Linked DNA regions of Homo sapiens: region 2 is linked to region 1. A link is a contact called in ENCODE Hi-C or POLR2A ChIA-PET data. All regions are on one chromosome and are shown on one strand. The core of a region is the stretch at or near the end of the contact, and the rest is flanking DNA. Distances in the headings are between cores, read along the strand shown. Region 1 overlaps CCDC146 (coiled-coil domain containing 146). Region 2 has its middle 37 kb from the start of GSAP.

Evidence for each region. Hi-C counts contacts between places; a loop is a spot of excess contacts on that map. ChIA-PET counts read pairs that join two places held with the same protein, here RNA polymerase II (POLR2A). Pooled maps may share reads with other maps.
Region 2: a loop to region 1 is called in a pooled map, with 2.3 times the contacts of the local background. The contact joins two enhancer-like sites. A Hi-C loop is called at or near these places in 3 of 37 single-sample maps with no recorded cell type and 8 of 50 pooled maps. POLR2A ChIA-PET finds 5 or more read pairs at or near these places in 1 of 52 experiments (PC-9).

Annotation. Positions count from the first base shown.
Region 1 is chr7:77,268,145-77,271,245 of GRCh38, reverse strand. All of the region lies in intron 9 of CCDC146 (coiled-coil domain containing 146), which reads right to left. The region is part of intron 2 of LOC102723791 (a long non-coding RNA gene); the gene reads left to right. Among named protein-coding and RNA genes, the nearest start is that of CCDC146-AS1, 21 kb to the right of the region's middle. Within about 2 kb of position 1,410, at least 6 of the 41 ENCODE cell types and tissues checked have a DNase peak (open chromatin) inside an H3K27ac peak, as active enhancers do.
Region 2 is chr7:77,452,078-77,455,178 of GRCh38, reverse strand. No RefSeq gene overlaps it. Among named protein-coding and RNA genes, the nearest start is that of GSAP, 37 kb to the right of the region's middle. Within about 2 kb of position 1,543, at least 3 of the 41 ENCODE cell types and tissues checked have a DNase peak (open chromatin) inside an H3K27ac peak, as active enhancers do.

The DNA.
Region 1 (3,101 bases), core at 161-2,660:
GCTGATTAGATTGTGCCCACCCAGATTAAGGGTGGGTCTGCTTTCCCCAGCCCACTGACTCAAAGGTTCATCTCCTTTGGCAACACCTTCACAGACACACCCAGGATCAATACTTTGTATCCTTCAAGCCAATCAAATTGACATTTAGTATTAACCACGACAGCAACAGAATGCTGTTTTTTTTTTTTTTTTTCCAGAGCTGCAATGTATCCAGGAGTCCTCACACTTCTTTGCAGCTGGGGGTGCCCATATGAGCTAAGACAAGCCAATGAAATGTAAGTGGAAGTCTGTGAGGAGGGGTCCTGGGAAAGTGGCTGTTTTCCTGTTAAAAGGAGCTGGCCAAGCCAGCAATCATTTATGTCTTTTGCTCGTTGCCCTTCCTCCTCCTTTTGCCAGTTTATGCTTAAGGTGGAATAGCCATTTTCTGACCATGGAGAAACAATGTACACACTAAGGTTGACTGAAAGGGGAGCTAAAAGGATCCTAGACTTTTCATTATGTGAAATAACCGGTTGTGCCTACCTGTGCTCTTTTTATTAAGTGAGTAAAACAACTCCCTATTTAGCAAAATCATTATAGTTGAGTTTCTATTACTCATTGAGGCCAAATTGCAAACCTAACCTAATAGGTGTTTCTCTTGAAAGGAAACCTTCCCAAGGTAATCTGGAAAATAGGCTGGAGTTAGACTGAAGTCTCCATTAATGTGGGAGGAAAATAACTATCAAGTATCAAAGTTCTAACTACATGGTCTGGAGTTACTTGAGATATTTTCCATTTCTTTTGAGCCCCAAACTGCATATATCAGGTTTTGTAAGCTTATGATAGTTCTTTTAGTTTTTATAGTGTAGCATTTCACATTTAAAAATGTATTTATTGTGATTGTGACCAAACAACAGAAATGTGTAAAGTAAAAAAAAAAAAAAAATCTGCTTCCTACCTCTGCTGCTTCAAGTACTACTCCCCAGGAGTCACTATTAATAGTTTTGGTGTCTGTTCTTCCAGGCATTTTCAATGCATGAATAATCATCGGTAACTTTCATAAAAGTTAAGAAATTAGACATTACTTGTTGCTGTAAATATCCCAATTATTTGATATCAGTGAACCTCAGCTTAACACTTTGATATTTTTCTAAAGCATTCCAACCTTTCATGAGGCTTGTACCTTGAGTTTCTGGGAGAGTCTCTATGTACAAGTCAAACGCCATAGGAGAATCAAACAACTGTCTCTGGGGGGAAATACATTCTGAAGAATAGCTAGAGCTCTTCATGTTTACCTTTTATCTCTTTTAGTTTTGGATTGCATGCAAGTCTGAAAAAATGTTCACTTGGGCTGGGAGTGCCTGGCCTGACCCACTCCTGTTTTCAAGTACTGCCAGCTGTGGGCAGTGGCTGGGCTAATTATAAATCACAGGGTCAAAGAGGAAGTTAGTCTCTCACTGAAACTGTACTAGAACAAAACCAGATTTTTCTTAAAATCAACAAAGGAAAAGGATTCTAATACACTTTAATTTCTGTTAGTTTTATATTCTATGGGTGCTTAGTTTTATATTCAATGGGTGCTATTTTGTGGACTTAATAGCTAGTAGTGTCATAATATAAATAGCTTTTATAATATTTGTTAAAATCTGAACAACTTGTGCGCATTCCACTGCAAACTCCTCTTCGGTCAAAGGCCATGCCTCACATATTTTGTGTCCAGTCAGATCAAACTACAGTGACAAGCCTCACCATCACAGACAGCTTCCAATTAGATTTATAGCAGCCCATGCTTAAATATAAGCAGATAGCCAAGAATTACCATATATTGGAGGAAAGTTTCTAAAAAGAAAGAGACAAAAACAAAAAAAGAAAAATACAGAAAAAACACGGAGAAAAAGTCTTATTTAGGAAAAGAAGAAGAAAAAGAAACCATCATTAATAGCCTCAATGAGATAAGAGATTAAAGATACTATGAAAAAGAAACATCCAGAGAACAAAGAGAGCACAAGGAAATATAAAGTATGATAGCATAATGAAAGAGTAGAAGGGTTGAAAGGAAAACTTGAGGAAATTTCTCTTTTAGCAAGTCAAATGACAAAAAAGAAAGGAAAATAAAAGAAAAAAGAAAATTAGAGGACTGTTTTAGAAGGTCCAACATCTGCGTAAAAGGAATCCAAGACAGAATAGAGAAAATCAAATGGACAAAATTAAATAATCCAAGACAAAGTATCAGAACTTTGGAAGGACATATACTTCCATAGACAGAGAACCCATTCAGTGCCCCACACGATGGATACAATGGGAACATCATTGTAAAATGTAAAAATTCTGGAGGCAAGTAAGAGATCCTACAAATTTCCCAGCATGGAAAAAAAAATGGCTTCAAATAAAGGATCAATATTTAGAATGACATCAAATCTTCTTCATAGTGAAGCTAGAAGGCAGTTAATCTAATGCCTTTTTCCTGAGGGAAAATGATTTCCAACCTAAAATTCCATATCCAATTAAAGCACTAATTGTCTGTATGGCTAGTGTGAGGGTAAAATATTTTTTAGCATGCAAGGTCTTCTGACATACAATTTCCAACACACAAAGTCTTAAACAATTACTTTTTCACTAACATTTTTCTCATGAAGCTACTGGAAGGCATGTCCCCTCCTCCAAAAGGGGGTAAGCTAAGAGAATAAAATAGATGAGACCCATGAAATAGAGTCGGAAGAGAGGTGAAGGGCATCAGCAAGATGATGGAGTAAGGCTCCTAGAATGAGAGCAGTGCAGTAAGCACATACAGAAATGGACTACTTTGGAACAAGTCAGAAGGCTGAGAAAGAAAAAGGCAGCCCCTGGTATCCAGGAGCAGAACTGGTACTCATAGGTAGGCCTTGGTATTCCCCTGTTGAACATAAACAATTGCCCAGAACATCAACTTCAGACAAAGCCCCTCTGTAATCATGATGGATCAGGACAAAAACAAGGCCACTCCATAACTGTATTTGAACATAGACAAAAACATGAACATTGTCCAAGCCACAAAATACCATAAATTCCCCTTGTATAGCTTTGTTTAACAATCACAGTTTTGGTCTCCATCTAATCTTTTCTTTTTCTAGGTAAAATTTAAG
Region 2 (3,101 bases), core at 294-2,793, 180 kb before region 1:
GTTACGGACTGGTGTTATCCCCATTTTATAGACAAAACAGTTACAGGGAGGTTAGGTTACTTGTCCAAGGTCCAATGACTATAACTGGTAGCTCTGAAACTCAAACCTAGTCAGTCTGATCTAGTTCTTAAGAGCCTTGACTGATACGCGTACTGTTTTGCAACCTAATTTTTTCATGTAACAAAATTTCTTGAGCATTTCCATGTCATTAAATATTTATTTAAGCATTTAAAGTAGCTGTGTAATGTTCAATTATAAGGATGATTCATGTTTTATTTACACAACTCTCTACTGTAGAACATCAAGGAAATCCTGGTGGCTAAACTTTTTTTTTTTTTGAGATGGAGTCTTGCTCTGTCGCTCAGGCTGGAGTGCAATGGTGTGATTTCAGCTCACTGCAACCTCTGCTTCCCGGATTCAAGCAAGTCTTCTGCCACAGCCTCCCGAGTAGCTGAGACTACAGGTGCATGCCACCACACCCGGCTAACTTTTGTACTTTTAGTAGTGATAGGGTTTTGCCATTTTGGGCAGGCTGGTCTTGAACTCCTGGCCTCAAGCGATCCACCCACCTCGGCCTCCAAGTTGTTTTGTTTGTTTTTAATATCCATGAGTTTTTCCTTGGGATAAAGTCTTCAAAGTGGAATGCTAGGTCACGGTGTATTCAAATCGCCTTCCTGAAAGTTTATTCCAATTTACACACCCAGCCACGGAGGGAAACATCCTGTTTTCCTGAGTCCTTATTGACATTGAATGTTAACATTAAATTGTTTTCCTTTGTGGCACTGAAAATGATACATAGTTTTCTTTAAACTTGAAATTATTTAAACATTTAAACATACGTTTATTGGTTATTTGTTCAAAGTTATTTTATGAATTGCCTTTTCCATCACCTATAGAATAAAGCTGAAACTACTTCAGTTCAAAGCTCTTCCAACTCTGACTCAAACTACTTTTCTAACTAATTCTCCTACAGTTTCTAAACATTCATTTGGGACACTCAAGGGGATTATTTTGTTTTCGATTGGACCATATGAATATATATTTTTCTAGGCCAAAAAATTGTTGACTATTGATAGTTTGATATGGTGAAAACTTATAAATCTCCAAAACCTTTGCTGTGACACTACAGTACTTTCCACAAATGCCTGTTGCCCGTCTCTGCTTGGTGAAATCCTGCTAGTTCTTTACAAGGTGGAGTTCATGAATCAGGTCCTCTCCCTCCAATTCCCTTGCCACCCCTCTCCAGGTTCTCCTCTCACCCCCAGCTTAGGCAACTGTAGATCATTTCTTTTCACAATTTCAACTCTCATTCTTTCCTCTCACAGCTGTGGAATGATCTCAGGGTATTGCAGCTGAATAACAAGTTTTCATTTGCCTAGCAGAGGGTGAGCCCTCTGTTGCTCTTCTCTGGCAGAGGCTGTCTTATTTATTTTGGCAGCCTCAGAGACAAGCAAAGTTCCCGGCTTATAGTGGGTGCACAAAAATATCTGTTGAATTGAAGAACTAGTAACTTTAGGGACGAGGAAGTGCCTTATTAGTGCAATACTACTTGCAGTTTCCTTCCATGTTAAATAGGAAGAGCATGTGTAACACCTTCTAATATCTTCTAATTTGGTTGCTTGGTATTTTGTTTGGAATTGGTCCTCCTTATTTTGAATCCTGCATCTTTCTAATTCATCTTTTCCTGTATTTTCAGATGTTGTAATTATATTGCAGTTCAACAGAATTATTTTATTCCATGGTACAATTCCCAAGAGCAAAACAGCACAATTCTCTAACTGGCTAAATAACAAATCAGCATACTTTCCAAGGACTATATTCTGTGTTTTTTCCTTTTAATCAAATCCATCTTTTCTGTCAGTTGGACTTTCAGGAGCTTTTAGTGACTTCTGGGGAATACCAGTGCTATAGACAGTGTAGCTTCAGGAAACATTAAAAGTAAAAATATTTTAAAAAATTCATTCAAAACATTTAAAAGGAATCTTACTGAGACAGTCTTCTGTTTATATAAGGGATACACTGCACAATTAACTTAAGGTATACTTACAGGAAGAAAATCATGAAATTATAGAACTTTAAAGCTAGAAGAGACCCCCAAAGCGTTTCAGTATGTGCTCTTTGGTGAAAAAATACCAAATAGGAGTTGGGGAGAGAATAGTTTGAGCTTAACTTTGGCTCCATATTCCCTCTCCAGTTAATTTGAGTGAAGTTCCAACTCTTGCTCATCTTTTCTACCTGCATATCCTGCCCTAGTCATTCCTGGAATGAGTTCAGGTAGAAGCAGCTGCAATGCCAGGCCTCTTTTGTGTTTATATTCGGGGAGACTGGGCGTTGCTTTATGTATTCTTCATCCCCTCTTTTCCCCTAGACATTTTGCCAGCTCTGGCCTTTTCTTTCCTGCTTGCCCATTAGGCAAGAATGTGCTCAGTATTTTGCCTTTTCTAAGTGGGCTTCTCTAACTAGGAAACTAGTTCAATGAACAGGTCCAAAGAGCCAGAAGAACTGCGTAAGATTTTGTAAAATGTGAATGGGGTATTATAATTTAAAAGACAGATTATAACAAGTGTTGATGAGAATGTGGAGAAACTGGAACCCTCATACACTGCTGGTGGGTTGAAAAATGGTGCAGCCACTTTGGAAAACAGTCTGGCAGTTCTTCAAATAGTTAAGCATAGAGTTGCCATATGATCAAGCAATTCTACTCTTAGGTGTACTCAAGAGAAATTAAAACATATGTCCAGGCCGGGCATGGTGGCTTATGCCTGTAATCCCAGCACTTTGGGAGGCTATGGCGGGCAGATCATGAGGTCAAGAGATCGAGACCATCCTGGCTAACATGGTGAAACCCTGTCTCTACTAAAAATACAAAAAAAATTAGCTAGGCTGGTGGCATACACCTGTAGTCCCAGCTACTTGGGAAGCTGAGTCAGGAGAATCACTTGAACCCAGGAGACAGAGGTTGCAGTGAGCCGAGATCGCACTACTGCACTCTAGCCTGGCGAAAGAGCGAGACTCCATCTCAAAACAAAACCAAAACCAAACAAACAAAAAATACGTCCATAGAAGAGTTTATACATGAATGCTCATAGTAGTGATATTCA